Regions from separate parts of the Homo sapiens genome. Here regions 1 and 2 are each linked to region 3. A link is a loop called in an ENCODE intact Hi-C map of the cell type or tissue named here. Cell type or tissue: B cell. All regions are shown on one strand.

What was found. Hi-C counts contacts between places; a loop is a spot of excess contacts. Peaks named below come from ENCODE experiments on the same cell type or tissue, not always from the same donor. Only the 100,000 strongest peaks of a DNase experiment are listed, where the experiment ranks them.
Region 1: it touches region 3 in a loop (4-fold over the local background); 4 of 110 quality-filtered maps call a loop at or near these places.
Region 2: a loop joins it to region 3, with 5 times the contacts of the local background. A loop is called at or near these places in 3 of 110 quality-filtered maps.

What each region holds. Positions count from the first base shown.
Region 1 is chr1:159,002,255-159,010,254 of GRCh38, reverse strand. PYDC5 (pyrin domain containing 5) reads left to right here and starts at 7,504. Exons shown (of 1, transcript NM_001320010.2): 1 at 7,504-8,000. IFI16 (interferon gamma inducible protein 16) reads right to left here and starts at 348. Exons shown (of 12, transcript NM_001376587.1): 1 at 94-348. RefSeq lists enhancers at 412-491, 3,819-4,342, 4,343-4,868. In B cell, no CTCF peak of the experiment used is centred here; DNase peaks (open chromatin) are centred at 374, 1,184 and 4,284; H3K4me3 peaks cover 2,204 bases; H3K27ac peaks cover 4,963 bases.
Region 2 is chr1:158,281,514-158,289,513 of GRCh38, reverse strand. It overlaps a transcript of CD1B not described here. Among named protein-coding and RNA genes, the nearest start is that of CD1C, 4.4 kb to the left of the region's middle. RefSeq lists enhancers at 2,541-2,670, 5,317-5,366. In B cell, no CTCF peak of the experiment used is centred here; DNase peaks (open chromatin) are centred at 2,523, 2,653, 3,513 and 5,373; H3K4me3 peaks cover 2,251 bases; H3K27ac peaks cover 7,857 bases.
Region 3 is chr1:158,176,167-158,184,166 of GRCh38, reverse strand. It overlaps CD1D (CD1d molecule), which reads right to left and starts at 3,272. Exons shown (of 6, transcript NM_001371762.2): 1 at 3,005-3,272; 2 at 2,446-2,712; 3 at 1,857-2,135; 4 at 1,011-1,289; 5 at 132-231; 6 at 1-38. The coding sequence starts at 3,065. The coding sequence ends at 17. It also overlaps the pseudogene ELL2P1. RefSeq lists an enhancer at 2,742-2,801 and a silencer at 4,214-4,263. In B cell, CTCF peaks have their summits at 3,963 and 4,163; DNase peaks (open chromatin) are centred at 2,996, 4,316, 6,216 and 7,556; H3K4me3 peaks cover 4,892 bases; H3K27ac peaks cover 5,043 bases.

The DNA.
Region 1 (8,000 bases), 830 kb before region 3:
CCCTGAATAACCAATACTGATTGTCCCCTTGTGATTCTGGGGACTTCAAGGAAGGAACAAGATCATATTTACAAAATCAGGAACAGTACTCACCTCACTGGAAATTTTTTCAACAGTAGTCCAGATCTTGAGATCTTCAGAAATGCAGGAATCAATGCTTATTTGTGTGAGGGGGGAGATAAATCAGTAAAGTTCCCAGAAACGGAACCGCAGGATGTTGTAATCTCCAGAAACGCTAAGAAAATGAAGTATCTGCAAAGATAACAAGGAAAAAAGGCCTTGGTTGAGTCACTTAGTTAGCTGACTAGTGCTGGCTTGCTCCTATTCTGCTATTGCCCCAGAGAAAATGGAGTAGGAAACAATGTGGAGACTCCTCCCACCAGTGTTTTTAGCTTTCGTTTCTGTTAGTCAGAGAAAATGAACAGTTTCCTGGCAAGGGCTGGAGCATGTGGTGAGGGGAAATGGGGGATGAGAAATTACTTTAATGGGTACAGTTAACATTTTTCGGGTGATGTGCACACTGAAATCTCTGACTTCACCAATATGGCATATATCCATGTAACGAAATTACACTTGTATCTCATAAATGTATATAAACACAAATAAGTTTTTTTTCTTACAAAATTCGATAGCTGAAAGGAGTTCCAACATTAGAACTTTCTTACCCAGCAGACTTACATGTGAGTCATTAGAGACTTATATTCCCTTAAATGATGCTCAAATATAAGAGAAGCAACATGGCTTCTTCTCCCCTCCTTTCCTGTGCACAGAGTGGCAGTGGCAGGAGGAGATCTTGGTAGGAGCATCTATTGCTACCAATACTTTACTGCATCTCCTGGTTGGGGAAATGTCTGCTATGAAATCGCTATTTGTTTAAATACTACCTGAAGTATTCATCCAATTATTAATAACTGACAAGCCTGGGCTTTCCAGATCAGAAAGTCATTATGAATATGTAAATCCTTCCTTAAATTTATATGAAGGAGTTTAACACTAGCTGTCCTCTTGACCATGACTAGGTTACTTTACCTCAATGATTAGATTCACGAATGCTCAGATTTTCTGCATTATTCCTGGATAAACAAACGTGGATAGTGGACTCTCAACATGACAGCATCGAAGACTTGAAAATCCTGGAAAATGCACTGAACTTCCGGTAGTGTGAGGAGTCTGTTTAATCCTCTGCTCAGCAGTGTATTTTTCTCTGTTAAGGACAGTGGGTGCCCTTTAGCGTGCTGTAACCCCAGGATGTCAAATAAATGGCATCAACTAGCAGATGATGTGGTGTTAACCCAGCAGCAGATCTGCAAGCAGGATGTGGTCATGAGTGGAAAAGGGGCCCCATAGACTGTTAATATGTACTGTCCAAGGCCATCTACAGAGCAAAAGAAAGCTGATTGTTTTAATCCAAACTAGGGCCATGAAGTGAATAGCTGAATTCTGGATTTGAAACCATATGAATAACTTTATCAAAAAAGGAGTAAGTCAAGAAAAAGCAAAGAGGATCTGGAATGATGGCCATAAACATCTCTGGGTGTTCGTGATAATCTTTTACTGGCTTTAGGGTACTCTTTACGTGGATACATTGAGTTGGCCTTAAGGCAGTAGGTAGAGAAGGATATTAAGGCAGTCACTGGGAACCCCAATCCAGAGGTCAAAGGGTAGAGAACCCTTGGAAGTTATGACCCTTCAGAACATTTTCTGCCTTTTACTTATAATCATTTTATATGCAGTAATGTCCTCAATTGGGACTCCAGCATACAACACACAAACTGCGGTCACCTATAAGGGCAACTCAGGACAATGCTCCATAATTCATACCACAAAGATGAAATTTTCATAGATGAAGCAAAGAAATGCTTAAAAATGTGCATTTTCCCCCACTTTGTGGCAGTGGCCAACAATTGCAATTTGTGCTATCATACAGAAAAGTCATTAGTAGAATATACAAAAATTCCTGATAAAGCAAAAAATGTGCGAATATATATACATATATATAAATTATGTAGCTACATTATTACAGTGACTAAATTTATATTAATCAGGCATTATTCTGAATAAAATCTCTCAATTATGTACCTATTTTTGAACAATGAGTGTTCCATTTCTCTCTTTATGACAAAAAGCAGCTTACTATTTTACCTTTCTGGCCTCATTTTCCATACTGTTCCACATATACCAAAGTTTTAGCTGTGCAGAAACATTTATGTCACTTCACACTTTAGAGTATTTGTAGGTGACATTTCTCCTGTCAGTATTGCAAATGTCTTTACCTTGCTAAGAACAAAAAGACCTATTGCACACTGGTTTTTCATGATGCAATAGACTGTGGCATATGCATTGTTCACTTGTTTTGCAAATCAACTCTATGCAGCAAAGTTTCCCCTTTTTAGAGAAGACTACTATCTTAGTTGATTTGGGTCTTCTGGATGCTGAGGGTTCCAAGATCAAGGATGGCCAACTTAGTTTCTGGTATGAGCCCTCTTCCTGGCTTGCACATAGCCATATTTATGCAGGGTCCTCACCTAGTGTTGAGAGAGAGAGAGAGCACTCTCTGATACCTCTTCTTATAAGGGTGCTAATCACATTATGAGGACCCCACCCTCATAAACTACCCACCAAAGGCCTCGTTTTCAAATATCATCACACTGGGAGGTTATGGCTTCATCATATGAATTTAGATAACATAATCCAGTGTGTAGCAGTAATTGAAGCTATTTTCTAAAAACTAGGCGCCTAGTTAGTGTTGGAGCCAAATTCAAACCAGATCTACCTTATTCCAAAGCCCATGCACTTGAATGCTAAGCAAAATTACTTCCTTGATTTACTAATTTCTACACATATTTTTTTCTTTAGCAAAACATCCATGTCCTTTTAAGCTTGTGTGAATGTCATTTTCTTCATTATTTCTTTACAGATTCTCCACTTAACAATATTAGCACAAGGGCATTGTTTGGGTTCTCATGCTTCCTGCTGGGGCTGGACCTTTGCTGTTAAGACACAGAATCTGATTTTCCCAAAGCCTAAACCGAATTATTTTCTTTTTTGGAATACTAACATTTGTCTCTCCAACTCTCACATGAATGGAACCATGCATTTCAGATAATGGCTTTGATGTTTTGTCCATTGATTCTCAGTTGAAATTAGAAGTCAAAGTTTATCTTTTTCGTCACACTTGGTTTTGTGCTGTTTCCTTTTCCCCAATACTTCCATTTTTCTCTGTATTATCTTGTATTTCCTAGATTGTGTTCTACTTAACATATGTATTTGTGATTAAAATTAAAGTATATTATTATATGATAAGGTAAAGGCCAATTCAATTCTATAAACAGTCAGAAATGCGAAATAACACAAAATTACGGACATAAAAGATGGGAGAAGTTTATGGTGCAAATACCTATCGCCTTGGTCTTTTTGTTTGTTTGTTTGTTTTTTGGCACTTGCACCAAGGGTGAATGTAGTTAAACAGGTGGTTATCGGGAAAACGCCCTGCTGGACTAAGAACCACCCTATATTGAAATGCCTAACCTTGTTTTTACTCTAACTCGTTACTTTGAATTTTGTCCTGCTTGTCTCTTTAATCACCCAGCCTTGCTTCTCATGTAAATAAGACTCTCTCTAGCTGGGAAGGTCGGACAAACTCCAATTGACCCCTTAATTTACAAGACACTAAGGGCTCCTTACCCAACCCCCTTTAGTAAGGAGTTGGCCTGGGTAAACAGATCCTCAGCGTTTCAAAAGAGCCCAATTAACTGATAAGGTAGTAACACCAACAATGTATGAAGTTCCCAGGCTTTTTCTCAAAAAGATAACAACATAAAACCTTGAGTTCGTGTCCGGCATAGACCCTATATCTAATTACAATGAAAGATTTACAACCTTGCACCTGGTACCGTTGCTCTTCTTGTAACCATTTGTCTTTTAAGGCATGTTTTTGCTTCTGTAGAATTATTGCATTTGAGTCCCCCTCCCCTTCCTAAACCTAGGTATAAAAGTTAATCAAGCCCCTTCCTCGGGGCCGAGAGAATTTTGAGCATTAGCCGTCTCTTTGGCCACTGGCTTACTAAAGGACTCTTAATTCGTCTCAAAGTGTGGGGTATTTTCTTAACTCGCTTGGGTACAACAATATAAGCACAAGGCAAGCTCAGACCAAAGAAGAGGCAGACCACTCCTGGCTGGTTGGTAGTCAAAGATCTAGATAGCAGAAACTTACACAGGAGGCAGTCTTAAGCGGGAACAAGAGAAGTCAGATCTCCACCTCGCAGTGCACGCCTGAGTAGTCTTTCAGACAGTGAGAAGAAACAAGGAAGGAAAAGCTGATGGGGGCGCTGAGGGGTGGGGATAGCTATACCGATAGTGCCTTAGGCCATCTGGTTGCTCTCTTAATCTATTTACTTCCTGCTTAAATGGATTGTTTGAGCTTCCTTCAATCTGTTCCACATTGCTAAGGAGTGGGAGGATGTTCCTGGAAGCAGCAGTCATCTTGGTGCCAGTATGCATTTTCCAGTGGGACTGCAGCCTCCTACAATTCAATTTAAGCTCAGTTCCCAGAACACGTTTTCACAACAATGCCATTCCTTCCCCTCCAACCTCAAGGCTTCTCTCAGCCAGTCCTTCCTTGAAATTTTGTAGTTTCTGTATTGCAGTTTTGTATTCTACTTTTCCTGTTGCTCAAAGCTAATGCCATAAACTCCAGACAACTCTGTTGGCAGAAAGAGCTTCTGTAGTTCTAGGGATGACCTCTTTACTTTGGAGTGGAATAAAAGAGACTCAGTGTTGAGGCAGGAGAGGAGAGTGAATGCATATGGAAACCTGGGGAGTGATGTGAACCAGTCATGATATACTGTACAAGGCCAGAGTTGGCATCATTCATCTGTTTATTGCATGTCTCATGGAGAAAATATGAGTGAAAGAAGTTTCTGGTTCATGAAAACTCCTGTTCTCTGACCCTCCCTGTAATGGACATGCATACTTTCCCACTGTCTTAGTCCATTTAGTGCTGCTGTAATGGAATACTATAGACTGGGTAATTTATACAGAACAGAAATGTATTTCTCACAGTACTTGAGGTGGAAGTCCAAGGTCAAGCATCAGTATCTGGTGAGGCCTTCTTGCTGTGTCCTCACATGACAAACGGGGCGAATTCACCCCCTACATGCCCGTTAGAGTGGCATTAATCAGTCTATTTACGTGAGTGAAATTCTCATGATCTAAATACCTCCCATTTGGCCCAAGCTCCCAACACTGTTGCATTGGGTACTAAGTTTCAACATTATTTTTGAAGGGGGTAAAAACATTGATAGTTTCTACTTCTCCGGCTTTATCTCTGCTATCTTCATTCTTTATTTGCTTATTTTATCTAAAACTGTTCTCCAGAAAGCATTCTTTGAGGATCTTTACTAGATTGATAATTTCTTTACTCTGTTTAATTTCAGGACTTCACTTTGGCTGTCAAAATTTCCCTTGATATAATTTATCTCTAAAATTGAAGATGAGATTCTCTACTGTTGTCAGTAATGAACTCTCCACCCTAAACATCTGGTTTTGGGAATTTTTTTTCTTTTGAGACGGAGTCTTGCTCTGTTGTGATGGCACGATCTCGGCTCATTGCAACCTCTGCCTCCCAGGTTCAAGTGATTCTCCTGCTTCAGCCTCCTAAGTAGCCAGAATTACACGCATGCACCATCAAGCCTGGCTAATTTCTGTATTTTCAGTAAAGACAAGGTTTCACCATGCTGGCCAGGCTGGTCTCAAACTCCTGATCTCAAGTGACCCACCCACCTCGGCCTCCCAAAGTGCTGGGATTAGAGGCGTGAGTCACGATGCCCGGCTGGTTTTGGGAATTCTTACCCCAAATTACTAACATCTATAATTTACTCAGATTTACTTAGCAATAAGGGCAAAATTAACTGAAATTTAGATTTCTTAACCTTTTTTTTTTCTTTTGGAGATAAGGTCTTGCCATGTTGCCCAGGCTGATCTCAAACTCCAGAGCTCAAACAATCTACCTACCTCAGCCTCCCAAAGTGCTGGGATTACAGGCATAAGCCACCACATCCATCCTTAATATTTTGGCTGGAATTTGGGTATTAATATATTAAGAAGAGAGAAATAAAATTTACAAGTAATGGAGAAGTGGTGTTTGAATTTTATTTCCTTTTATGTTTTAGATTAAGGGTTGACAATCTTTGGTTCAAGGAAAGAAACTGCTGTTCACACAAATAAGTGCTTCTATGTGTTTGAATGTTTAAGGTATCAAGTCATGAGTGTCAGAAATGCAAAATAATACAGAATTGGCTGGGCGCGGTGGCTCACGCCTGTAATCCCAGCACTTTGGGAGGCTGAGGCGGGCGGATCACAAGGTCAGGAGATCGAGACCATCCTGGCTAACACAGTGAAACCCCGTCTCTACTAAAAATACAAAAAATTAGCTGGGCATGGTGGCGGGCGCCTATAGTCCCAGCTACTCGGGAGGCTGAGGCAGGAGAATGGTGTGAACCCAGGAGGCGGAGCTTGCAGCGAGCCGAGCTCATGCCACTGCACTCCAGCCTGGGCGACAAAGCGAGACCCCGTCTCAAAACATAATAATAATAATAATAATAATACAGAATTATGGACATACAAGATAGGAGAAGTTTATGGTGCAAATACCTATCGCCTTGGTCTTTTTGTTCCCTAACTCAGTGACAGGTGGCTAACTGCTCCTTAGGCTGATAGAGCCAAAACGTGATTCCAGCCTAAGAATCACAAAAGAGCAAAACAGAGGAGGGATTGCTTAGGTAACAGAGATCGAGCTCCTTTAGGAATTTGGAATATGGCAAGTTATTTCTTCTTAGCTTTACGGCAGTAATTTAAGTGTTATGTGATTTTGTAATTGCAGAATATTATGACATAGCCAGAATAAAAATACATCTATTGTCTAAATAGATAACTGGATTCACCAGTTAAATTATCGTGAAAAAATAACTAATAGCAGAAACATTAAAATAAACCATGCGATTTTCTATCAGCTTAGTCTGAAAGTTCACACAAATTCAATTACTTGAAGTTTCCCTGCAATACACCATGTTTTACTTCCTTCTTAGAATCTAGGGTATCTTGCACAGTGGAACCATAGGAAGTTGGATTACTCCCACCAGAGATGGAAGTTTCCAAATTTTCCACTTTTATTAAATATATGTTATATATTTGGCATAATGCCTTGGATTTTGAAAAGCCTTCTTAACCTTGCTGTCTTTTGAAATCATTCTACAAGTAGATAGATATGGTTTGATTATAATTTTGTTTTTTATCTATGCTATTTCTGGCTTGAACATCCCTCTTCAAGAATGTGCAGTGAGGACATTTGCTCTGTGCATTCTCAGGTAACTCTGGCTCTTGAGTAATCAAGCCATATGGATGAATAGAGCCTAGGAAGTAGAGATTCCCAGGGCTGAAGTCTTAGATGGGATGCCTAGACAGTTGATTCAACATATGTTTATTTAACAAATGTTTATTGAGGACCTACTACTCTAGGTGGTAGGAGTACAGCAATAAACAGCACACAAATGCTTGACCACAAGGCACTTCTATTTCAGCAGGCTGGCCATTAAAGAATAAACAAATAGCAACAGCATTTATACTATAATGTCATATATAATATAATGCTTATATATTACAAGCAGATAAATTCTATGAAGAAATACAAATGGTATGAGGTAATAGTAACGGTATCGTGCTATTTTGCAGCATGTGTTCATTGAAGGATGAGCTTAGAAAAAAACAAGCAGAAATCTGAACAGAGTGAAGGAGCAAGCTTTGCCAATATTCTGGTTGAAAAGAAATAAATGATTTGACAAAGAAAATAATTGCTAATGCTTCAATTATAACACTACTATATATCTGAGGGTTGGTGTTTTCGAAGCAAATAACACTAGTTTTTTTTTTCTTTCTTTTTTAATTTTTTTAAACAGAGAATCATTCCATACTCTCTGTATGATAAGCAGGCTGTTGGCATAAGA
Region 2 (8,000 bases), 110 kb before region 3:
CCTCATTCTCACTGATTCTTTTATAAATTGGAGACGTTGCTTTTTACATCTTCCAAGATTTCCCTGCACAATTATATAAACTACAGTCCACTCTACATTATCCTTAGAGATTAAATTGCAGCCATTCAGAATGCATAGGACCATAACAAATATAAAGAAGCCCTTCTACTGCATTTAATCTGTATAGTCATTCACTAAAAAATTACATAGTACATGGTTGATACCAGTGTCTTACTAGGCATATAAACACACAGAGGTTAACAATGTAATCTCTTCTATCAAAGAGTTTTAAACTGCAGATGTTTAAACAAAAAATTAAAATGCATTGTGATTTTAATTTCAATGTATAGAATCCCAGATACAAATCTACTTAGAACTATATTCTCTAGAGCAGCATTTTGACTGACTAACCCCCTGGGAAGTTCATAATTTGAAGTCCTGGAAGAACAGCATGCATCTCAACTAAATACTGAAAATTCTGTACAGTGTGGAATGGTATACGATTGTGATAGTCAGAACATGCAGCTTTTCAAGAGGACTCATACATGGGGAGACCACAAAAATCCAAATTTAAGTTGTTTTGTGATCTGACCAAAACACATTGTATAAAAAGGGCAGCATTTGTCAATGTTTGATTTAAGTAGTTTATATGAAGTATTCAGTGACTTATCAGTGACCCTGGCTGGTTAATATGTGTAAATACATGAACACAGTTTTTTTGAGATCCAGGAAATACATTTATTATTATAGTGTTTCTTAAATCATATTAATTATTCACTGAATGCATTGGAGCAGTCACTTAAAATCTGGGCATGAATTTGTGCTAGGCACAATGACTCATGCCTGTAATCCCAGCACTTTGGGAGACCAAGGTGGGAAGATCACTTGAGCCCAGGAGTTTGAGACCAGCCTGGGCAACAAAGTTAGACCTCATCTCGATAAAAAAATTAAAAAGTTGGCCAAATGTGGTGGCACATGCCTGTAGTCCCAGCTAAATGGGAGGCAGAGGCAGGAAGATCTTTTGAGCCCTGAAAGTCAGGGCTGTAGTGAGCCATGTTCATGTCACTGTACTCCAGCCTGGGTAACAGAGCAAGACCGTGCCTTAAAAAGGAAAATCCCATTTGTAACATTGTTTCTGTTTTAAATTTATATTTATTCTATGTATTTACTGTGTACAACATGATACTTTGATATATACACTATTTCTTAGGTTTGTCAACGTTAATAGTGAGGCCAGAAGTCATTCTCAATGAGCTCTTCCTATCATGGCCACAGATATGTGGCAATTTCTATGAACTATAATATCTTTAAGAGCAATACCCAGTTCAAATCCTACCCAAATCATTCATAAGCACTAGGTGTTATCTTTGCTCATCTTGTGCTGTTAATGGCAAATACTTGGTTTGTGGTTTTAGAAAACAATAGTAGATACCACATTATGTGTTTATTCACATTTTTTTCCATGTTCCTACAGGAAAGATGCAACTGTCCTATTTCCTAATAGTTGGGTTAAGGTCATGGACTGAGTTCTGGGCAATGGAATGTGTGGTGTTGGAAGCATTAGCCAGCTCCAGTCCTGACCACTGAAAATATCACATCTGATCATCTTACCCTGTGGTACCAACTTGGCAGTCAAATTTCTAAATGGCAAGACTATGAGATGGAGAAGAGCAGCCTGATCTACATGCAGTTTAACTGCATGAGAAATAAACTTCATTGTGTTAAGCCTCCAAGTTCTAAAGTTTATTTATAACTGCAACATAACCTAGCTATATTGGATAATATTATAAAACCCAGTAAGTATCATCCTTTTTGCCCTCTTGAATTCAGAAGCAAACAAGTTGAAAATAACATGAGATAGATGGATCTAATGGTCAATCTTGACTTCTGATAGTGCCACTAGATAATTTGCTTTAAGTGTGTAATCCAAGTGATCTTGCTCATACTGGACCCTAAATGGAGTGGCCTTCTCATTGTTATGGACTGAAAGTTTGTGTACCCTCCCAAAGAAAAAAAAAATCACATGTTGAATCCCTAACTCTCAGTGTGATTATATTTGGAAATGGGGCCTCTAAGAAGTAATGTCAATCTCATGTCTAAACGGTAAGACCCTGATCCAATAGGCTTAGTGTCCTTATAAGAAGAGACACTGGAGTGCCCTTCCACTTTCCTTCTCTGTCTCTCTGTCTCTCCCTGTCGCTCTCTGTCTCTGTGTGTGTGTGTGTGTGTGCACCCACCATGGAAAGGCCATATGAGCTCATAGTGAGAAGGCAGTTGTCTGTATAAACCAGGAAGAGAACCTTCACTAGAAACTGAGTCTTCCAGATGGAGACTTTGAACTTCTAGCCTCTAGAGCTGTGAGAGAATAACTTCCTGTTGTTTAAGCCACCCAGCTGATTGCCTTGTGTTAGCACAGCCCAAGAAGACTAATACACTCACTTATTTCAGGCAATGCTGATAAAACCCTAAGTTCCCCACCTGAGCAGCTGTTCCTGTGAGAGCCAGGGCCTGGAGGAGGAGAGCAAGACTGAGCCTTTGGGGAGCAACTTGCCCAGAGAGGTAAAGGGCAGTAGGAGGTGCTGATATATACTTGCCCAGTTTCCCTCCTGAATTTATCAGTGAGATAAATCAGTCTGTTTTCAGAGGAAAGATTAAGGGGTGAGGAAAAAAAAACAAAAAGTATTTATGGGAAATTCCCCCTCAGGGTGCCTAGAAGAGTAAGTAACACCCTCACCCCCATCATGGCAATACGCATTCAAATAGATACCTAGAAATGTGTGTTCTCCGAAAACTTCCCTCTCCTTTGCTCCACACAGTCACCATGTCATTTCTCTCCCTCCACCTGGTTTTTCCTCTCTGATCTGACTGATATGTAGTCCTGCTTTCATCCTGTGGGACAGAGATCACAGCCACAGTCCCTGCCGGTGTGTCACAGTCCATATCCCTCCATGTCCATGCAGTGCTCTGCCCCAGAGCTGCCATGGAAAACGTGATCCTTAGAATGTCTATCAGCCTAAAATATTCAAATTGCTTTCATGAAAAATAACCCAGACTCCTAAGTATGACAATTTTATACACAAGAGTTTATGTACATCTATCCCTAAAAAGGAAGGGTGGAGGTAGTGTAAGAAGGGAAACTGGCAGACTCTTTACACTGGTGAATACTTATAAATATAGATGCAAGAATCTGAAATTGATATAAAATGCAATGGGGAGAGGAGTAAGTGGTTATTAAGCTCTCTGAACACACAAAATCCTAAGAGAATAATCTGAAGTGGGTAGGACACCCTATGATTAGAACCCAGCCTGAACAGAGGGGCTGGGTTGTCCCGAGGGAGCCCAGTGCTCTTCCTGTCCTTCCCCAACTTCCCTTTTCTTGTCCTTTTGCTCAGACCACAGACGTTGTTGTGTTTGCCTTCGCCTGGGCTCTTCTTGCCTGTCACTTCCCTAAGACCACTCTAGTGGGTGACTTTTGCACCCCGAGAGAGAGAGAGATTTCCTCAGAACTCCAGTGTCATGTTCCCACCCCACACAGCTCTGTCATCCCTTCCTCCCAGCAGAAACCTTGCCCTCTGCCTACTTCCCCATTACGGAAACCCCACAAGCCTCCCACAGCCACGTGACTCTTACATGGCCTTTCATTTCCTCCTCAACTCTTATTGAAGTGATTCACTCCTTCTTTCTGGCCTCCAAGCATAGTTCCTGTGGCTAGCGTATATCCTCCACCCTCTGCCCTCTGCAACAGCCAAAAAGGTCCCAGTCTGAGAGCTATGAAAACTCCTAGATTTACCACTTACTAGAAGCACTAATTCCCCACTGTAAAATGACAAAATTGGAGGAACTTGATATTTTCTAGTTCCATTTCAACTTTAATATTATTTGACTTGTCCTGTGCTTCTGTTCATTTCTGTTTATACAGTATTTTCTGTCTCTTCTGGGCTTCTTTGTCTTAATGTTTAACTTTTCTATGATCTCATATTGCTTTCTACTTATCCTTTGTTTGAATCCCTTGGGTCTCCTCTCTATCTTATCACCAATTCTACCTAAACTCCCTACCCATTCATTCTAAGCACCACCCTGGCTAAATTTTGAAGCCTAAAATATTGCTTTTCACTTAGTCCTTAGATTTCTGTGTTTATGGAGGCTCATGCCTGTAATCCCAGCACTTTGGGAGGCTGAGGCAGGTGGATCATGAGGTCAGGAGTTCGAGACTAGCCTTACCAACATGGTGAAACCCCATCTCTACTAAAAATACAAAAATTAGCCAGGTGTGATGGTGTGTGACTGTAATCCCAGCTACTCAGGAGACTGAGGCAGGAGAATCGCTTGAACCCAAGAGGTGGGGGTTGCAGTGAGCCGAGATTGCACCACTGCACTCCAGCCTGGGTTACAGAGTGAGACTCCATCTCAAAAAAAGAGAAGAAACAAACAAACTACAAAACACATAGATATACTGGGTAAGCTATAATTTTAAAAATTATTTATACATGTATGCATTGAACTCACAAGATAAGAAAGTCTGCAAAAAACAAAACAAATAAGAAATTAAGAACTAGATAGGGAAATAGAAGCTAACACTTGAGCTTCCCAAGACATTGACAAGAGTGGGTTCCTGAGGGCTTTGACCACAGTATCCACATAGGTCATAAGATCATGTTGAGACCACCAAATAAAAGTGCAAGAAATCTTCTACTGTATCCTCAATAAAATTGGTCAGGAAAAAAAAAAATCCAACTGAACCAAAAGACAAGAAGGAATCTTGTGGTCGCCTTAAGCTCTGGCTAGATTTCCTTTTTTTTTTTTTCTTACAAAAAGTTTTAATCACAGGTTTGCTCTCACAGGAGTTTAGAGATTAAATGTATTCTATTTGTCTTAAAATGTCTGATCCAAGAAATCAACAATACAAAATAGTTCCAAGCTTGTAGAAGTACTATATCACTCAGAAGCAAACACAAAACTTATTTCTAGTAGTATATAATTTCAAAGCAAACACAAAAATATTCAACAAAATCAACACAGTCTTCTTCATTTTTCTGATATAGGCTGTCTTTGTTTTGCCCAGTTTCAAAATGCACAAATTTCAGTCAGCAAAGTTTTAGTTAAATAACACAAATTCCCCAACAACAAGTTTGAAATGTGTGCCACAAATTTCAGTTGCCACAGTATAGTAACTCTTAGTAACTGCACGAAGTATAAACTACCACTAGGTCTTCAGTCCATGAGTCACCATAGAAGTAACAAATCCACATCATAATCAGTGACCAATTGCTTTACATATGTCAAAGTTTGTCAGTTTGACTATTATTCTGTGCTGTGCAAAACAGCAAAGCATGTAGGTGTGTAGTCCTGTGGTCTCATTGTGTCTCAGTAATAAACCCATACCCATCTGACATGAGTGAATAATAGAAAGAGGAAATTGGGCAACAAAGATGAATGTGCAAAGAAGAAAAGGGACAATGCTAGAAGTGAGATTTGAATTAAATATAAAAGAAGCTATAGAGGAAATAGCTGACCGTGGGAATGCTGAGAATGCTACTGTTTGAGAGACTTTAGAGGTGAAGCTAGAGGAACCTGGAGGAGGGAAGTGATTGTTGTGAAAAGAATGAAGGTGTCTTAAATGAAGTGACACTGGCAGAAAACTTCCCATTAAAGGAACTCTCAGAGATATTCCCCAAGAGGGAAAGCACAAAGTATAAAATATCAGAAGCTGATCCAAACATTAAAAGGAGTATGAAAATTCACCAAGGAATACAAAGATACTCTGTATCTTTAAGTAACAGAAGATGAAGGCAAACATTGCTCAAAACATTCTTGGTAAGTTAATACAAGGGAAAAAGACTTTAATTCCAAATGTTTTAATGTTTTAAAGTATAGTGTGCTAAGTAAATTATATTGTACTGTTTTTCACTTCCCTATATATTTATAACCAATAGTAAGTGGGTTTTGAATATTTTGACAAAGATGTTTCAAGTCACAGGGTGATCATAATTCTCTCTCTTGATTATTGAGATCCTTTCACATGATTTTAGCTTGCATGATCAATTTTTACAGTCCTGCATTAACATGCAAAGCAAAGACTGACTTTATATTACAGGATTTGGAGTCAAAATTTTTAAAAACTGCAGGTTGTTAAGTATCAGTGATATCTTCTTATGAATCTTATCACCTCATTTTTCATTTAAAAATGTCATAATCCTTTGAAGTTTGCAAGGAATTATTGGGATTTTAATATCATTCTGTTTATGGTATTAATTTTACTTACATATCATGCCAAACCAGTATTAAACACATCAATTTCAAAGTATTTTTGGAAGTACTTATACTTTTGGCTTGTTTTCTAGAATCCAGGATTTTATTAATATCTTCAAAATTTCTAAAGAAGTATTGCAGACCATCACTAATTGAATCCCTAGGAATACAATGGTGTCAGCTCAACTTCCCCATCATATAATCAACCATGGTTATAATTTTATATTAATTTCTATTAGCAATGCAATCCAATGTTTTGTCAAGACTGAAAGATAATACTACTCTTGTATGATATTTTTAAACTATTTAGAGATAAATTTTACTATATCTTTTACTACAAAAGTTTTAAAAAGACTGTGAATGAGCCTATCTAGATTCCTCCTCTCTGGGAAGGGCATCTCTGAAAGAAAGGCAGCAGCCCCAGTCAGGGGCTTATAAGTAAAACTCCCATCTCCCTGGGACAGAGTACCTGGGGAAATGGCAGCTGTGGGCACAACTTCAGCAGACTTAAATGTTCCTGCCTGCCAGCTCTGAAGAGAGCACCAGATCTCCCAGCACAGTGCTCAAGCTCTGCTAAGGGACAGGCTGCCTTCTCAAGTGGGTCCCTGACCACCATGCCTCCTGCCTAGGAGACACCTCCCAGCAGGGGTCGACAGACACTTCATACAGCAGAGCTCCTGCTGGCATCTGGCAGGTGCCCCTCTGTGACAAAGCTTCCAGAGGAAGTAACAGGCAGCAATCTTTGCTGTTCTGCAGCCTCCGCTGGTGACACCCAGGCAAACAGGGTCTGGAGTGGACCTCCAGCAAACTCCAACAGACTTGCAGCAGAGGGGCCTAACTGTTAGAAGGAAAACTAACAAACAGAAAGGAAAAAGCATCAACATCAACAAAAAGTATGTCCACACAAAAACCCCATCCGAAGGTCACCAAAACGAAAGACCAAAGGTAGATAAATCTACGAAGATAAGGAAAAACAAGAACAAAAAGGCTGAAAATTCTAAAAAAGAGTATGCCTCTTCTCCTCTGAAGGAACACAACTCCTTGCCAGCAAGGAAACAAAACTGGATGGAGAATGAGTTTAACAATTTGACAAAAGTAGGCTTCAGAAAGTGGGTAATAGCAAACTCCTCCAAGCTAAAAAAGCATATTCTAACCCAAAGCAAGGAAGCTAAGAGCCTTGAAAAAAGGTTACAGGAATTGCTAACTAAAATAACCAGTTTAGAGAAGAACATAAATGGCATGATGGAGCTGAAAAACACTGCAAGAGAACCTTGTGAAGCATACACAAGTATCAATAGCTGAATCGATCAAGTGAAAGAAAGGATATCAGAGATTGAAGATCAACTTAATGAAATAAATCGTTAAGAAAAGATTGAGAAAAAAGAATGAAAAGGAACTAACAAAGCCTACAAGAAATGTTGGTCTATGTGAAAAGACCAAACCTACATTTGATTGGTGTATTTGAAAGTGATGGGGAAAATGAAACCAAGTTTGAAAACACTCTTCAGTATATTATCCAGGAGAACTTCCCCAGCCTAGCAAGACTGGCCAACATTCAAATTCGGGAAATACAGAGAACACCACAAAGATGATGATCATTAAAAAGTCAGGAAACAACAGATGCCGGAGAGGATGTGGAGAAATAAGAATGCTTTTACACTGTTGGTGGGAGTGTAAATTAGTTCAACCATTGTGGAAGACAGTGTGGTGATTCCTCAAGGATCTAGAACTAGAAATACCATTTGATCCTG
Region 3 (8,000 bases):
GATGTGGCAAGGCGAGTCACAGGACGCCCTGATAGGAACTGTGAGAGAATAGAAAGGGAAAGACCATTAAGGAAAAGGGAAGCCAGGAATGAAGGGGAGAGAGGTTGAGGAAAGGGAAAGGGGAGACTTACGTTTGCCTCTTAAACCGGGAGGTAAAGCCCACAATGAGGAGGAACAGCAAGCACGCCAGGACTGCCAAGGCAATCAAGCCCATGGAGGTGTAGCTCCCACCTGCTCTGGAGGAACATAGGCTGTCTCTCAGCACAGGACCCCTCTCTACATATATCCAATCCCCTGGTCTAGGCATGTGTGAGGGTACCAGGTGCTTCTTATTTCCTCCTCCACTTAAAACCCCAATTTCTATTCCTCATAAGTTTAGATTCCCCATCTTGTTTTCAGTGCCTGGGCATCCCAAATTCAGCCCACTTTGACATTTGCTAGTGTAGCATAGAGGGAAAGGGCAACAGCTTTGTAGCAAGGCAGACCTGAATCTAAATCCAGCCCGTCCACTTTCTATGTGGCTCCGGGCAGTTAACCTATCTCCGCCTTCATTTCCTCATCTATATAACGAAAAGAGCAGTACTTGCTTCAAAGAAAACTGTGAATGATGAGATGAGATATTATATGCAGATTCATTGGCCCCTACACAGGGAGCACTCAACCAACCAAGCTATCTTTGCTAACCTGCCTTCCCAAAGGCCTGGCTCCCTTTAAGCCAAGGAATGAATCGTCCTGGGATTGTTTATTCGCTGCCTACTTCTGGATCCCTGAGTTTTGTAGTCTTGTTTCTTCTTGTATATAGAGAGCACTATTTCAATCCTTTTAGACTTTCAGGTCTTTATTTCCCTCCTTCCTGTGTCTGGAACCCCTCTCTCTATCCTTTTACTGGGGGCCTCATCTCTGAAACTCCTCTAACCTGGGTATATCAAGCCACATCCCACCCCAGTGCCTCCCTCTATGCCTGAGGACCACCTCCTGCCATTTCCAGCTTGGGCCCAGCTTTTTCTCACCCCAGTAGAGGACGATGTCCTGGCCCTCTAGACTGCTGTGCTTCACCCGACAGGACAGGCCAGCTGCCTCCCCAGCCACCACATCCAGGGTTGCTCGGAGATACCATGTCTCGTCAGCATTGGGCAGGATGTCCCCTGGCTGAGTGCCCTGCTGCTCCTGCTCACCCCGCATCCACTTCACCCATACAGGCTTTGGGTAGAATCCTGAGACATGGCACACCAGCAGCAGACGGCCAGGGCCAGGACTGGGGCCACGGGACAGCCAGGCCTTGGGCTTCACTGTATCCAACAAGGGAATGGGGGGGATCTTAAAGTGAAAACTCTGCATTAGAGGCTCCAGGCCTCATATCATCCTTTTTGACTTTCAGGTCTTTATTTCCCTCCTTCCTGTATGCCCCTGACATGTTCACTTCTGGAAATGAAGTCTCCCACAACTTTCAATCCATTTGTCCCACCTTCTTCAGGGAGCCTGCCCTGATACTCCTTCTTCTTCTCTGGTCCCAGCCTCCTATGAATGCCCCTTGTCTGTTCCCCTATAACACCCTTTGTTTTGAAGTAACATATGTAGCCTATTTCAAGCATTGCATTAATTAACATCCCCCTACCAAGCAGGGATCCTAACTAACTGCCTGACACCTTTCACCCCCAGTTGTTCATTAATTGAATTCATAGAACCCAAGAGGTGCTCAGTTGATGTCTGTGAAATGAATAAATACCCTCACCCCTTATCCAGCCCCTCCTGGGCCTTCCTCTTCTTTGAATGCTCAAAGGGATGAGAACCCTGGAATGGAAAAGCCCGTTTGGAGCCCTGAAGTGGAATGCAGGGAGTAAGGAAGGCAGGCTGACCTTGCTTCTTCAGTTCCGACTTCCCTGACTCAAGGAGGCCACTGACAAATTGGGGGCAGGTGCCATTAAGGAGCCACTGCACTGTTTCCCTCGTCCACTTGTCCTGGTTGAGCACTTGAATGGCCAAGTTTACCCAAAGTGGGGCCTCTTGGGTTGGCTCCCAAGAAGTTCCTTGGAAACTCAGGATATCTTTTCCTTGAAATGCTACATGGAAGAAGTTATTTGAGGCGTTCCCAGGGTGCACCTCACAGCCAGCGGACACCTGGAGCTCCAAGGGATCTGTGGAGAGGAATGGAGAAAGATCAAAGAAGGGTTTAAAAGACTGGGAGAGATGAAAGAGAAGAAATTGATGTGCAGGTTATAATGGGGACCCAGACTTCAGGGAAAGGAAAGTAAGTGACCTGGAGTAGGCAGGAACGAGGGACACTTTGAGGAGTCAAAGCCTGGGACATCTCCAGGTAGAAGGGAAATCAGAAGAGGGTGGACAGAGCAGAGAATCTCATCAGGTGGTGCCACAGTCTCCCAGTTGAGTTTCTGTGGCCATTCTCTCCCCTTGGGTACCGGCCCAGGATCCTATCCCTCAGCTCACAGGATAAGCGTAGCATTTTGGCGAATTCCTTCACGTCCCTGGTGAAGCTGCTTCGATAAACCCGAAATATATGCTGCAGCGTCTCCCACTGCTGGTCGCTGAACGTGCCCTGGGACCAAGGCTTCAGAGAGCGGACGGTGTCCGAGTCGTTGCTCCAGCTGTGCGTCTGCAGCTCCCCCAGCCACGCCAAGCCGTCGGTGCGCGTCCAGCTGCTATTGGCGAAGGACGAGATCTGGAGGCAGCGGAGGGGGAAAAGCCTTTGCGGGACTGGGAGAGAATGAAGATTGGAGGCGTGTAGCAAGTGGCCGGGAGAGCAGCCAGCATAAAGAGAAGGAAGAAAGAAACAAGAGGAGATGAGCTTCAGGAGGCGGCTGATGCCAGCGAACTCTGTGCCGCGCTGCCTCTCCCCGGAGCCAGGGAGCAGCGAGTTTTCTACCTAGATCGCGCCAGTGCGTCCCGGGTCTCACCAGTCCCCATCAGGCGTTGCCCTCCCCGTCCCTACCCAGCTCCCTCTCTCCGCCCTCCCGCGAGTGCACTCAAGCGCCCTCGTTCCACCCACCTTCAGCGCTTCCCCAAGCCTGGAGGAGCGCCCAGAGCAGCAGAAACAGCAGGCACCCCATATCGCCCGGCGTGGGGACCTCGCGGAGCGCCGCTGCGCGCCGCCCTCTGACCTGCGCACTCTTCTCCCCCGCCGCTCAGCTCACGTCCCTTTCCGCTGGGTGCCAGCCAATTCCCAAGCCCAGACCCCGGCAGCCCTCCTCGCTGGGCTTGCCGGCGGTTTGCTGCTTCTGCCGAAGGGCGCCCTCGCCCTTAGCTGTGCGAGCTGCAAAGAGGTCGGGGTCCCAGGAATCCTGGCGCCGCCGCTCACTTCAGTAGGTTTCACAACCGGCGTGTCTCAATTTCCTGTTTCAAAGGAGACTTTGGGTCAACGTGTGGGACGCTTTACAACCATTATTTATGTTTTGGAAGCAGGACATAAGGTTGTGTCTGTGTTACAATTCCAACCATGGTAAAAATGCAAAGGGAAAAAAGGATCAAAGTCCTTGCTTTAGCAGTACATGTCTCTAGGTGGAAAGACTATGAGTGATCTTAATTTGCTTTACATCTTTATGTTTTCCAAAATTTCTCAAGTGCAAGTACCACATTTACAATAAAGTAAACGCATGAAAATTAATTTCCTCAGTTGCACATTGAGAGAACTGGATTAGGTTGGCTACAATTCTTTACAACTGTCATATCCCAGGATTCCTCCACCTCAGTGTTCCCTAGCCTCTCTTTCCTCCTGTCATGGTCCTTGCTCTCCCCTCCCCGGCCTCTGCTCTGTCTTCCCTGTCTCCTTTTTGGGGACGCGCCCCCAGACTCTCTTCCTCCTCTCCGCCCTAGGCTCTGCCGGCATACCTTCTCCTCTGGCTCCTGACTCATTCACTTTCCAAATATGCGCCTCTGTCTTAAACAGTAAGTGTAAGATGACAGTGTGTACCTGGACAGCCAACTCGCCACTTCTCACACTGAAAATAAGAAAAAGTGACCAAAAATCGTGGTTCTAAGCCTTAGCTCACCTGGAGGAAAAGACTCCTCTTTGGCAACTCAGAACCTGGGCTGCAGCCTGACACCTCCCTCTCCCTCACTCTTTTTATCCAATCTATCTCCAACTCATCTCTATTTCACTTCTTTTTGAATACCTCTTGAATAAATTCCTTTTTCTATATTTCCACCGTCACCATCACCCTAACCTTTTGACTGATCTCCTGAAGTAGCATTCTTGGGTAGAAAACAAAATCATTAGCACGGCCTGCAAGATTATGCGCCCTCTAGCCCTGGTGTCTACCTTTTGACATCACCTCACACCCCAGCATCATTTGCTCTGTACTGTAGCCTGGCTGTTAGCTTTCAGTTCCTCCACTATGCAAAACCTCTTCCTGACTAAGGTCTCTGCACAAAGTTCCCTCTACATGAAAGCTCTTGACCTTCTCCTCACCTCACCCCCTCCCAATGCCTAGTTATTTCCACTAAGGTATCAGTTCCAAGGTCACTTTCTCAGGGAAGTCTTTCCAGATCTGCCAGACTGTGTGACCCTAGGCAGGAGAAGTAGGGCAGTCCCAACCTCCACTGCTTGTACACTAACTGGCTTTGAGAAGCCATCCTCTCAGCATGTAGCAGAGTTTATAATTATAGAAATGGCCATATGTCTGTCTCCCTCTGTGTCCTCTTCTAAATCAGCTGGAGAGGTGCCAGAAGGCAAGGATCATGTCTCCATAATCTGATTCCTCCCATTCTGCTAACGTTAATGTTTCCCTTCTCCCATATCCTGTTGCAGCAAGAGTCCTAGAGAAAATAGGCTACTGCACCACACTCTAGGCTGGGATCTTGTAGACAGCCCTAACCCAGCCTATCTAATTATGTGTAATTTGCCCAAAAAAGCTTAAAATAACATAGTAACGTGTTCTTGTAACAAATAAGGTGTTAAATTATTAAATTTGGATACAAAATTGCCTAAATAATGGATAGGAGGGAAGCTATGAGAAATAAAAAGAAAAATAATTATATGACTCATGGGGCAATATTTTTAACTTTACTTTCTTCAAATTTCCAAGCTCCCTTTAAAAACTTGAACAGTTCTGTTTAGTTTTTGTGTATCTTAAAAATTTTAAGTGCTAACATTCTTGCACACTTAAAGACAAGAAGCTGGTTTGTGTGTGTGTGTGTGGTTTTTTTGTTTTTGTTTGTTTATCAACAGAGGCCAGGCTATATTACCTTCAGAAGTTAGGACTATCTGGAATTATACGGATATTTTTTCCCAAAGGTCAGTTGAGTTAGACACTTTTTGGCTATTGGAACTTTCACTGCTTTTTTTCTGGGAAAGGAACCATTGAATTATGAAACGTTTTGCAATATGTTACCTAAACAAAATATTTTATAACAAGACTGACTCAGAATACCCTAGCACAGAGAGATGGTGATTTACTCAGAGCCTTAAAATAAGCCCACGGTGGGTACTACATGATCTCACTTATATGTGGACTCTAAAATAGTTTACTATTTTATGGAAACAGAGTTAGGGTAGTGGTTTCCAGGAGCTGGAGGGAAGGGGCAAATGTGTTAATTTTGGTCAAAGGGTTTCAGCCTCTCAATTTTGAGAGGCTGACCAAAACCTTGGAGCCTGATCATAAGGGACTTACTTGGTTTCAGTTCAGAATTCACAATTCACAACGTCAAATTAGTTGGAATCTTATATGCTTTCTTCATGTTTTTGTTATCCTAACCATAAGGAGACCATTTAATGTACAAAGGATAGCTGCATATGAGAATTTAAGATTCTTGAGAGGACACATCAGGGAAACTTTTATAATAGCTATCAGGAGGATAATACCAACGAACTAAAGAACTCTTCTTAATAGCACTTTCCACAAGCCAACCTGATCAAAATCAAACAATTCAAAGTTCAGTCAATAAAGTTTAACAGCATTCAAGTGCAATTGCTCATAGTCTTTATTCAGAGCATAATGGTGATCAAGGACCGTAGTTTGCTGTAAAATGGCCTGATTTAAAGAGGTATTCATTTTTGTAAGTAGCCTGATAATACAAACCACAGTAACCTGGAGATCCACTAAAAGAAACATAAGGATTAGAAAACCTTGTGATAGCTCTCTTACCTCTCGGACGTCCAGTCCCAGGAGCAAAACTCCAGCGACTTTGGGCCCCGCCCCCGTGAAAGTGGAGGGCGGCCGATGAGGACGGTTCTGAGGGAACTAGACCAATGAGACTAGCCTGGGGCGGGGCGCGGGGCCAGAGGGTGGGGCAGGTGGCGGCGATGGCAGTCCGAGGTCTGGCTCCGCGCAGTATATGACAGTACGCCAGCAGCGGGATGGCCCTAGCAGTGGCGGCGGCTGCAGAAGCCCAAGCAGCTGCGGCCGCAGTGGAGGCTGGAGCTGGACTGGCGGCGGCGGCACCTCTGGGAGTTTAAGATGTCGGGGGTGGGGGGGTCGCGGGGCAGCGCTATGGGCTCTCGTGCGGACGGCTGGGGCAGGACAACATCACCGTACTGCATGTGAAGCTCACCGAGTCGGCGATCCAGGCGCTCCAGACTTACCAGAGCCACAAGAATTTAATTTCTTTTCGACCTTCAATTCAGTTCCAAAGACTCCAGGAGCTTGTCAAAATTCCCAAAAATGATCCCCTCAATGAAGTTCATAACTTTAACTTTTATTTGTCAAATGTGGGCAAAGACAACCCTCAGGGCAGCTTTGACTGCGTCCAGCAAACATTCTCCAGCTCTGGAGCCTCCCAGCTCAATTGCCTGGGATTTATACAAGATAAAATTACAGTGTGTGCAACAAACGACTCGGATCAGATGACACGAGAAAGAACGACCCAGGCAGAGGAGGAATCCCGCAACCGAAGCACAGAAGTTATCAAACCCGGTGGACCATATGTAGGGAAAAGAGTGCAAATTCGGAAAGCACCTCAAGCTGTTTCAGATACAGTTCCTGAGAGGAAAAGGTCAACCCCCATGAACCCTGCAAATCCAATTCGATAGACACACAGCAGCAGCAGCGTCTCTCAGAAGCCATACAGGGACAGGGTGGTTCACTTACTGGCCCTGAAGGCCTACAAGAAACCGGAGCTACTTGCTAGACTCCAGAAAGATGGTGTCAATCAAAAAGACAGGAACTCCCTGGGAGCAATTCTGCAACAGGTAGCCAATCTGAATCCTAAGGACCTCTCGTATACTTCAAAGGATTATGTTTTTAAAGAGCTTCAGAGAGACTGGCCTGGATACAGTGAAATAGACACTTGGTCATTGGAGTCAATGCTCTCTAGAAAACTAAATCCATCTCAGAATGCTGCAGGCACCAGCCGTTCAGAATCTCCAGTATGTTCTAGTAGAAACGCTGTATCTTCTCCTCAGACACGGCTTTTGGATTCAGAGTTTATTGATCATTTAATGGATAAAAAAGCCCGAATATCTCACCTGACGAGCAGAGTACCACCAACACTAAATGGTCATTTGAATCCCACCAGTGAAAAATCTGCTGCAGGCCTCCCTCTGCCCCCTGCAGCTGCTGCCATCCCCACCCCTCCACCGCTTGCCTTCAACCCATCTGCCGGTTTCACATCCTCCTCAGATTGTAAATTCTAACTCCAATTCCCCTAGCACTCCAGAAGGCCGGGGGCTCAAGACCTACCTGTTGACAGTTTTAGTCAAAACAATAGTATCTATGAGAACCAACAAGACAAGTATACCTCTAGGACTTCTCTGGAAACCTTACCCCCTGGTTCAGTTCTATTAAAGTGTCCAAAGCCTATGGAAGAAAACCATTCAGTGTCTCACAAAAAGTCCAAAAAGAAGTCTAAAAAACATAAGGAAAAGGACCAAATAAAAAAGCACGACATTGAGACTATTGAGGAAAAGGAGAAAGATCTTAAGAGAGAAGAGGAAATTGCCAAGCTAAATAACTCCAGTCCAAATTCCAGTGGAGGAGCTAAAGAGGATTGCACTGCCTCCATGGAACCTTCAGCAATTGAACTCCCAGATTATTTGATAAAATATATTG